Linked DNA regions of Homo sapiens: region 2 is linked to region 1. A link is an interaction called in ENCODE POLR2A ChIA-PET data of the cell type or tissue named here. Cell type or tissue: IMR-90. All regions are shown on one strand. Links, peaks and the distances in the headings refer to the core of each region. The heading gives the core; the rest is flanking DNA.

What was found. ChIA-PET counts read pairs that join two places held together with the same protein. Peaks named below come from ENCODE experiments on the same cell type or tissue, not always from the same donor. Only the 100,000 strongest peaks of a DNase experiment are listed, where the experiment ranks them.
Region 2: POLR2A ChIA-PET joins it to region 1 with 5 read pairs; 2 of 35 experiments call an interaction of 5 or more read pairs at or near these places.

The regions. Positions count from the first base shown.
Region 1 is chr3:170,426,133-170,431,512 of GRCh38, forward strand. The region is part of intron 2 of CLDN11 (claudin 11); the gene reads left to right. Among named protein-coding and RNA genes, the nearest start is that of MIR6828, 5.7 kb to the left of the region's middle. RefSeq lists an enhancer at 1-224. In IMR-90, for the core only: no CTCF peak of the experiment used is centred there; no DNase peak of the experiment used is centred there; H3K27ac peaks cover 153 bases.
Region 2 is chr3:170,292,129-170,297,508 of GRCh38, forward strand. It overlaps PRKCI (protein kinase C iota), which reads left to right. Exons shown (of 18, transcript NM_002740.6): 14 at 1,255-1,380; 15 at 3,783-3,862; 16 at 5,176-5,265. Among named protein-coding and RNA genes, the nearest start is that of SKIL, 63 kb to the right of the region's middle. In IMR-90, for the core only: no CTCF peak of the experiment used is centred there; no DNase peak of the experiment used is centred there.

The DNA.
Region 1 (5,380 bases), core at 121-5,120:
CGGGGGCCTGGGAACTGGACACAGTGTCACAGCTAGTCCTGGTATGGGAACTGTGAACACTGCTAATTGAAATCAGTTTTTCCTGACCCTGAAAATCTGTAATTATTTTTGTGAAAGCTTAAAAAAATTATGTCTGTTGTACAACTTTATCTTCTCAGCAGTTACGTTTGATGGTGTGAGGATTTGGTTCCTGCTGTGGAGGAAGAAATAGGAGCCAGTTGCTTCTAAAGCCAGATGAGTAGTACAGGAGCAGCAGGCTCTCAGATCTGTGGTGGATTTGAGGCTAATCTGTTTGTGGCTTTTCAAGAGTCCCTGCCAAGGCAGGAGGTGCCTGTGCCCTGAATTGTGTGATCTTATCAGCTGGAGTCAGATCCAACTGTGCTGAATCTGGAACCTACTACTTTCTAGCTGTGTGAACTGGGGCAGTTCCTTAATGTCTCTGGTCCCTTCCATAAAATGGGAACAATAACGCCTGCTTCTCAGGTTAGTAAAAACAGTGAAATGATGTGTGAAAATTATTTAGCATAGGATCTGGCACATGGTAAGTGCTCAATAAATGGTTGCTATTATTATTGTTATTGTTGGTTAGCTGGTTAAAAGAATACCCAGAGAGCAGCTGGGTATTCTTCCAATCATGTCAATTTCCTTCTTTTTATTTTTATTTTTTGAGACGGACCTTTGCTCTGTCGCCCAGGCTAGAGTGCAGTGGCGCAATCTTGGCTCACTGCAACCTCTGCCACCTGGGTTCAAGCGATTCTCCTGCCTCAGGCTCCCGACTAGCTGGGATTACTGGCATGTGCCACCATGCCCGGCTAATTTTTGTATTTTTTGTAGAGATGGGGTTTCACCATATTGGGCAGGCTGGTCTCGAACTCCTGAGCCGTGAGCCACCGTGCCTGGCCAAGAAGGTCTTTAAGAACGTTTTTATTTTGGAAAATATCAGACCTATATAAAAGTAGAGGAATAGTATAATAAACCCCTGTGAACCCAACCTCCTCAACAGTGATCAACTCATGGCTGTAATATATGCTTCATCTTTCCACTTCTCCATTTCTTCCAGTCTTCAGATTTTTAAAAGGAAATCTTAGATAGCATATCAAGAAAGATTTTTTTCGCTATTACTAATGTAAGAAGTCAGAATAATTTAAATGATTTTAATGAAAATTTTGCTTTGTGCTAGAAATGATGCTTTTAAAAGTTCTTTCAGGGCTGGACGTGGTGGCTCACACCTGTAATCACAGCACTTTGGGAGGCTGAGGTGGGTGGATCACCTGAGGTTGGGAGTTCGAAACCAGCCTGACCAACATGGAGAAACCCTGTCTCTACTTAAAATATAAAATTAGCAGGGCATGGTGGCACACGCCTGTAATCCCTGCTACTTGGGAGGCTGAGGCAGGAGAATCACTTGAACCCAGGAGGCAGAGGTTGTGGTGAGCCGAGATCGCACCATTGCACTCCAGCCTGGGCAACGAGAGCAAAAATCCATCTCAAAAAAACAAAAAACAAAAAAACCAACCAAAACTACAAAAATTAGCCAGGTGTGGCAGGTGCCTGTAATCCCAGCTACGCAGGAGGCTGAGGCACGAGGATTGCTTGAACCCATGTGGCAGAGTTTGCAGTGAGCTGAGATCATGCCACTGCACTCCAGCCTGGGCGACAGAGTGAGACTGTCTCAAAAAAAAAAAAAAAAAAGAAAAAGTCCTTTCAGTGGGAAGTGACAAAGCTTGAAAAAAGGTTCACTGGGGCCAGGCATGGTGGTTCACGCCTGTAATCTAGCACTTTGGAAGGCAGACGCGGGCAGATTGCTTGAGCCCAGGAGTTCGAAACCAGCCTGGCCAACATGGCAAAACCCCATCCCTACTAAAAATACAAAAGTTAGGCCAGCCTGGTGGTGTGCACCTGTGATTCCAGCTACTTGGGAGGCTGAGGATTGATGCTCGGGAGAATGAGTCTGCAGTGAGTCGAGATTGCACCACTGCCCTCCAGCCTGGGTGACAGATATCCTATCAAAAAAAAAAAAAAAAAGATTTATTGGAAGGAGGAAGAAATGTCAGTGTCTACTGATCTTGTCTTTCTCTGCCTCTTTGTCTGTCTGTCTGTCTCTCTTTCTCTCAGTTGTTACCTCCAACGTCAAACATACCTGTATTGATTTTATTTAACTTCATGTTTATTTAACTCCATGTGTTACCATGTGTCATCTCATCTTTAAAGAGATTAAAAGCCACACTTACATTTCATTGCTTTAAAATGGACTTCTCAAATATTTTCTGTTTGGTCACATCACCATCATTCTTAGTTTTTAACAAGGCATATCTTATCAATTAAAGAATGTATTGTGTTGCATTATTTGAAACTTGTTCTCAAAAGGGGCAAACAATTTTATTCTTTGAAGAGCAAGGAATTCTGCTTATGAGAGGACCAGGTTTAGATATATCTGTCTTTACATAGTGAAGCTTTCTTTTCCCTTCCCTTTCTCTCCCTTCTCTTCCCCCTTCTCCTCCTTCTCATTTTTAGCTAAGAATATACCTCAGTTTTACTTTCTGTTTTCCAACAACAAATGGTACCCCCCACCACCTTGTGTAGTTAGCTGTTGCATCTTCTGAAGGTAAAAAAGGAGAAAAACTGAAAAATCTGAGTGCTAAAATTACTCTGTCTTGTTTTTAGAGACTTAATTTAAAAATAAACTCTGATGATATAAAAAGAAAAAGAACAAAAATTCCCTTTGTCTGTCTTCAATTTTCTTGACCTTACAGGTAACTGACTTTCTAGAAAAACACTTTCTTTATTTTTCCCAAATAACAGAGAGAACCATTCCAAACTCATCTTTTTGGGTTTGCGAATAAAATTAAAACTATCAGGCCTTCTGTGTCTTTAAGAAAGGCAATTATTTTTGGCCAGTTATATTACTATTTCACATTTTTAAAAGTTAAGTAATGATTTGTCTTGAATTTTTAACTTTACTGGTCAAAACATATCTCTTTCTCTCTTGAAACCATTGCTGAAATTGAGTAAATTCTCCTTTTTTAGTTTTTAAACATTTCTCATTTTGGGTTCAATTGAAGGTCACTGTTTTCAGTGAGCCTCTCATTTCCTTTCATGTTGTGTGGCAGTCTGTCATTTTTTAGTGGTTTTGATGTGGTTCATCTTTGAGAGCCACAGGAATTCCACCCAGGGTTCATTTGTCTCCTAGGAAGTAAAGAGCCTGCTGGCACTCATTTGCCTTGTTTTGTGTGAATTGTAAGAGAAGGAAATCTTTAATGAGGTCAGTGATGAGCTTGCGACTTTAAGTGTGTTAAAGTCACAATAAGATTTTATGACTTTGGGTGTCAGTTTTGGTATGTATGAAGTAAAATGTAGAATTGAAATGAGACTACTTCTCATCTATCCATCCATTCGTTCCCCCGTTCACTCATCCATTCCTATGGAGGTTCATTGTATGAAATATTTAGACCTTTTTCTGATTTTTCCCTTTTTCTAATGATTTATATTGGAATAAAACCTAACAAAATCCCTAAAATACTCAAAACCAAGACTGATGGTTACTTTTGGGATATTGAGTCTGTTATTTCCCTGTGTGAAGATAATCTTGTTTTATGATTTGCTTAAGGGAACAATGAAATGAATTTAGAGGCAGTTTCTTGTCTTATTCTATAAAATCTCAGTGTGAAAGTTAGGTTAACAATAGATGTGGGGAATGCTTTCCTGCATGTGTGTGCACATGTGCTGTATGTGTAAATACAAAGTATAGTTGAAAAATATAAAACTTGATTTGAACCCTGAGTTGTTTTGAAACCAGTTAATTGTTTATAGGAAAGATCGGTTAGATTGAACCATATCAGTTGTTTGGGAATTAGAACTTTTTTCTCTACAGAATTCAGCTTTTCACTCCCCTTCTTTTTCCTCTAAACAAGCCTGGGTGTTTGGAAGCCTTTGCTAGGTTGCTGTTTTTTGCCCACAGCAGAACGAATGCCCACTTTTGAGGTTTAGGGCTGTGTAAGTAGATTGTGTATTGCTACGGAAAATCTACAGTAGTTCTCTCTGGCTGAAACACTCCAGAAGAGGATTTTAGTCCCTTTTGCTGACAGAGAAAAAGGTTTTTCTCTGTGTCTTGCTGAAAGTAGAGACTCTGATAATAGCCAAGCAATTCTCCAAGAGTGCCTGATTTGGAGTTCACGCCAGAGAAGAGAAAGAAAAAGACTTTCCCCTGCATCTGAGGTTTCCAAAGTCCTGAGCTAGAAAGGGAGGTTTCACGTACACACTGCTTTTCTTGAACATTCTAGTCACAGAAGGAAAATACATCTTCTCATGGTATCTCATATGAAAATATTACAGAAGCTGGCATGACTGTGCTTACTTTTTAAGAAAAAGGAAGCATTAGCATATGGATAGATTTTAGCTTCTTCTTTTTCTCTTTTTTTTTTTTTGACACAGAATCTTGCTTTGTTGCCCAGGCTGGAGTGCAGTGGCAAGATCTCCGCTCACTGCATGCAACCTCTGCCTTCTGGGTTCAAGCAATTCTCCCTGCCTCAGCCTCCTGAGTAGCTGGGATTACAGTCACCCACCATCCATGCCTGGCTAATTTTTGTATTTTTTTGTAGAGATGGGGTTTTGCCATGTTGGCCAGGCTGATCTTGAACTCCTGACCTCAGGTGATTCGCCCACCTTGGCCTCCCAAAGTGCTGGGATTAAAGGTGTGAGCCACCATGCCTGGCCAATTTTAGCTTCTTAGATAATCTATAAATAATTAATGGAGTGAATTTGGGCTGTTAGAAAGCCAATCTGGGCAATTCATAGCTTTTCAAATTAACTCTCTTCCTTCTGATTTCCTCTTGAGATCTATTCTTTTTAAGGATAGAAATCATATCTTCCTACATATATCTATACCCAGCTTGTGGGGGTGGGCTTAATCTATTGTCAATAAAAATCTATGTTACAAGCAACACAAATGCGATGAGATTGTTTAAAAGGTCTTTCAAAATGGGTAAGACCAATCTTTTTTCCATTTAGAACTAATATACAAGGCTGTTAGATTTGATTGCTTATGTTAAGTTATATTTCTTCTCTGTGGGCATAGAGAGTAAGTTAGAAAATCACTTACTATGAGTAGAAATCAGAAAAAAGCTTGCTGAGTTGAAAGTGATAACGGTACCCCTGGTGGCAAACATCAGACTGGCAGTGCAGTATCTGTCTTGAATTTGTTGATGGAAACCTCATTGTTATTATTATTGTTATTATTATTTTTCTGTCTGCCAACTTTAATGTGCCATCTCAACTTAAAGAGGTTTGGAGTTACTTTGTTTAGAGCTGTGTTGTTCGGTACAGTAGCCACTAGCTACATGTGGCCATTTAAATTAAAATTAATGAAAATTCAAAATTCAGT
Region 2 (5,380 bases), core at 113-5,112, 130 kb before region 1:
TTGGGGGTACCAAGCTGAATAATATTTTATTAGTGGCAAACACTAAACAGTAGCAGGCACTATTCTAAGCAGTTTACATATATTAACTAAGTTAATCCTCTTAACAACCCTGTGAGGTAAGTACTATTAATTCTCCTTTTACAGTTGAAGAAACTGACATACGGAAAGTTTAAATAACTCGCCTAAGGTCAAGGATTCAGAACAGCACCCATGTGACTCCAGAGTCATGAACCCCTGGAAAATTTTTCAGATTTCCTGGGATATTTGCCCCAGGAATCTGAAAGATGGTGGAAAGATTAACTGTATCTCAGGCACCCGAAGATACACTTATCTTGAGAAAACATTTGACTTTTTGGGTTTTGGCCCTCTGCCTTCAGCAGATATAAAGGACAATGTGGTACTTGTGAGAGCTGCTCAAAGTCTGAATCCACTGTCCTTCACTGGTCTTTATCAGCTAGCAAAAGATCAAGTTTAAGACCAAGGAGGCAGGAGAATGGCGTGAACCCGGGAGGCGGAGCTTGCAGTGAACCGAGATTGTGCCACTGCACTCCAGCCTGGGCGACAGAGTGAAACTCTGTCTCAAAAAAAAAAAAAAAGCCCCTGTCCACACCTCCAGCAGTTGCCAACATATAGCCGGGCGCGGTGGCTCACACCTGTAATCCCAGCACTTTGGGAGGCCGAGGCAGGCGGATCACGAGGTCAGGAAATCGAGACCATTCTGGCTAACATGGTGAAACCCTGTCTCTACTGAAAACACAAAAAATTAGCCGGGCGTGTTCACAGGTGCCTGTAGTCTCAGCTACTCGGGAGGCCGAGGCAGGAGAATGGCGTGAACCCGGGAGGTGGAGCTTGCAGTGAGCCGAGATTGCACCACTGCACTCCAGCCTGGGCGACAGAGTGAGACCCCATCTCAAAAAAAAAAAAAAAAAGACCAAGGAGATTACTCTGAAATACAATTTAATTATATCCTCAACACACAATATTAGATATTGGGCATGAGTCTGAAAGTAGAAATACATGGAGAAAGAAAGTTTTTTTTTCTCATAATTTTATTTTTAAAATTATCTTTTAGGTACCTACCCTTGTTGATAAATGAAGCATTTCTATAATCTTCAGTGCCTACCATGATAGTTGGAATGCATTTAGAGTTTACTTTTTCATTGTTTCTTTTTCCTTTATGTGATAAAATTTCCAGTTACTAACTTTCAAGAATGCAAAGTGTATAATTTATTGCTTTAAAATTTCTTTCTGAAGGTTTCAGTGTTGACTGGTGGGCTCTTGGAGTGCTCATGTTTGAGATGATGGCAGGAAGGTCTCCATTTGATATTGTTGGGAGCTCCGATAACCCTGACCAGAACACAGAGGATTATCTCTTCCAAGGTAATTTGGAGTATTTTACAGAGATTCTCTGAGAAAAACCTATTCTAGAGTACAAATGAGAGTGATTCAGGTTACTACTTTGAGTAAGAAAAATGAGCATAATCTGGAAAATATAATCCTGACTGGTGGTATTAGGTTTTGTTGTTGTTTTTGTTTGTTTTTGAGACAAGGTCTCACTCTTTTGCCCAGGCTGGAGTGCAGGGGCGCAATCTCGGCTCCATGCAACCTCCACCTCCCTGGTTCAAGCAATTCTTCTGCCTCAGCCTCCCGAGTAACTGGGATTACAGGCACACTCCCGAGTAACTGGGATTACAGGCACACACCACTATGCCCGGCTAAATTTTGTATTTTTAGTAGAGACAGGGTCTCACCATGTTGGCCAGGCTGGTCTTGAACTCCTGACTTCAAGTGATCTGCCCACCTCAGCCTCCCCAGCATGCTGAGATTACAGGCATGAGCCACTGCACCTGGCCTCTGTGTATTAGGTTTTGATGTTTTTTAATACATTCTTTCTTTTCTATAGTCTTCACTCCTGTTCACAGTTACCTTCTCATACTCAAAATCATAACAGGGGTTATTTAGAATTATCCATCACAAACAGATTGGAGAAAGGAATCCTGTGGCTAGAGAGATAATCTTTACACAGGGACCCTGAGGCTGAGTGCATAAGTTCAAGAACAGTATGAGGGGAAAATAGAGCACCAAGATGATGAGTGATCAAAAGATGGGGAAAAAAGGCCCCACATCAGGGAATATACAGAATTGACAGAAACAAGCAGACAAGTGCAGGGACCTCTAGCACAGAATCCAAAGAAGTATGAAAACTACTATAAAATTCTACATTTAATAATTAAAGCCATCACAGGATATAAATAGGCATTTCATGCCCAAATGGCCATGGAATATGTGAAAAGACATTCAGTCTCACTAGCAATTAAGGGAATGCACATTAAATGTTAATGAGTTACCATTTCATATCGGTACATTTGATCAAAATATTAAAGTTGGGTAATACCAGTGCTGGTGAGGATGTGGAGCAACTGGAACTCTTCTAGACTGCTGGTAGGAATGAAAACTGACACAACAGCTTTAAAGAATAATTTGGCAGTGTCCAAAAAAATTGCATATTATATATGCTAAGCATTTTACAAATGTTAACTCATTTAAACCTCATAACAATCCTATGAAGTATTTTTTTATTCCTATTTTACAGATGAGGAAACTGAGGCATAATTAGGTAGTCAAAGAATAAGACATTCATGTAAATGATAAATAGTATTCAGATTAGAGGCTTTCTCTGAGAAGATGGGAAAAGAAGGGGTTTAGGAAAGTACAGGAGGCACTTCAGTTATATATGTAATATCTTATTTTTTTTCCTGGAATGCCTTAAATATCTTATAATAAAAATTTAAAGATTGCACCCAGGCATAGTGGCTCACATCTGTAATCCCAGCACTTTGGGAGGCCGAGATGGGCGGATCACTTGAGGTTAGGAGTTTGAGACCAGCCTGGCCAACATGGCAAAACCCCGTCTCTACTAAAAATAAAAAAAAATTAGCTGGGCGTCGTGGCGGGCACCTGTAATCCTAACTACTCAGGAGGCTCAGGCAGGAGAATCACTTCAGCCTGGAGGCGGAGGTTGCAGTGAGCTGAGATCGTGCCACTGCACTCCAGTCTGGGCAAGACAGTGACACTCTGTCTCAAAAAAAAAAGAAAAAAGAAATTTAAAGATTGCCAGGTGCAGTGGTTCACACCTGTAATCCCAGCACTTTGGGAGTCCAAGGCAGGAGGATTGCTTGAACCCAGGAGTTCAAGACCAGCTTGAGCAATATGGTGAGACCCTTATCTCTACAAAAAAATTTAAAATTAGCCAGCCATTGCTGGGCGCAGTGGCTCACACCTGTAATCCCAGCACTTTGGGAGGCTGAGGTGGGCGGATCACTTACCTTCATGAGGTCAGGAGTTTGAGACCAGCCCGGCCAGCATGGTGAAACCCCATCTCTACCAAAAACACAAAACTCACTGGGCATAGTGGCACACGCCTGTAATCCCAGCTACTCAGGAGGCTGAAGTGGTAGAAGCACTTGAACCCGGGAGGCAGAGGTTGCAGTGAGCTGAGATCGTGCCACTGTGCTCCAGCCTGGATGACAAAACAAGACTCCATCTCAAAAAAAAAAAAAAAAAAAATTTAGCCGAGCGTGATGGTGGCGCCTGTGGTCCCAGCTACTTGGGAGGTTGAGGTGGAAGGATTGCTTAAGCCCGGGAGGTCAAAGCTGCAGTGAGCTGTGATTGCATCACTGCACTCCAACCTGGGCAACAGAACAAGCCCCTTTCAAAAAAGAAGAAAAAAGATTAAAGCCATGTAAAAGTTAAATATAATACTATAATTTTTATCTTTCTAGTTATTTTGGAAAAACAAATTCGCATACCACGTTCTCTGTCTGTAAAAGCTGCAAGTGTTCTGAAGAGTTTTCTTAATAAGGTATAAATTGTGTATAAGAATATTTTGTGATTTGTCTCTTTCTATATATATCAAACTGGTCAGTAGCGGTTTGGGAAATGTAAAATTCCAAAACAGTAGAGAATGTAACTTTTTCAGTTTGACCCAGAATTTGTCTCTTACCCAAAGAGTAATTGACAGCATTAGATCCTGAGATAAGTTAGTTGTCCTTTCCATTTTGGCAATAAAATTTACTCCCCAGCTATATATTACATAATTTTTGTGTATGTGTAAATAATATATACCATATTCTCACATAGGGGAAGAGTTAATCTTTGGGTTTAGCCATAATTGTACTTTGAACTCTGTTTCCATTTTCTCTGTATCATTATCCATAGAATCTATTTATTACCATGTACTTTTTGAGCACGTGGGCCGCAGTGCTCCCTACAAATTCTCATGTCAAAAATGCTATAATTAGGTAAGATTCGGAAGAAATGAAATGCTATCTTTGGCTCTTAAAAATGTGAACATCATTCAATTGTTTGTTGCTGTTGGTAGGCTAGAGGAGTTTTAGGATCTAGGAGTGTGGTCTTGGCAATTATAAATTCTACTTTAAATAAATGGTATGATAGAAAAGTTGATGTACATTTACCTTCTAAGGTAAATAGATAAGATAATGAGTTTTAATAAAATAAGAAATTGAAGCCTTTTAAAAAATGAACAATTTATGTGAGGAAAGATTTAAACTTGAAACCTAATTTTTCACATAGTGAAAAATGAAGGCAAGAGGTGTTGATATGCAAAATAAAATACCTTTTATCAGAAAGAAAAATGGGAACATATTCTCATTCATAGTGATGAATAAGCCAAGACTTTTTATAAGTTGCAGGCTCCTCAGTCCAGTGATTCAGATAATGGTTGTATCATTGTCTTACACAGGTGGTGGTTTGTTGCTATAATTGGGCATGGGGATTTTAAATTAAGCTAAAAACAAACTTCTCATGAAGTTTGGAGGTTTGCATGTTTTGACTCTCACACTAGGTCATGCAAAGAAATGGCTGGGTGCTGTCAAATGATTCTGCTGTTCTCTTTTTCCTCCTGTTTTTCTTTAGCAAGGAATTGGTGATGATTCTCTGTTTTAATTACATGATGGGTGGAGAAAGTGCCTTGAGGAATCACAAGTTTCAAATAACTCAATTTGTTCTGGAGTTGTACTTTCTAGAAATAAAAGGTAGACCATTCCAACTTCAGAAATAAGAGTATCATGTGAGGGCACACAACACAGATCACAAAGATGATTTATTTTAAAGCATGACATTCACCCAATTCTTGAAACATTTCTTTCACCATAGGACCCTAAGGAACGATTGGGTTGTCATCCTCAAACAGGATTTGCTGATATTCAGGGACACCCGTTCTTCCGAAATGTTGATTGGGATATGGTATGTAAATTTTGATTACTCAACTATTAGGTTTCATTATTATCTTGGGCCAATTTTTTGTTGTTGTTCTGTTTGTTTTTAGACAGAGTCTTGCTCTGTCACCGAGGCTGGAGTA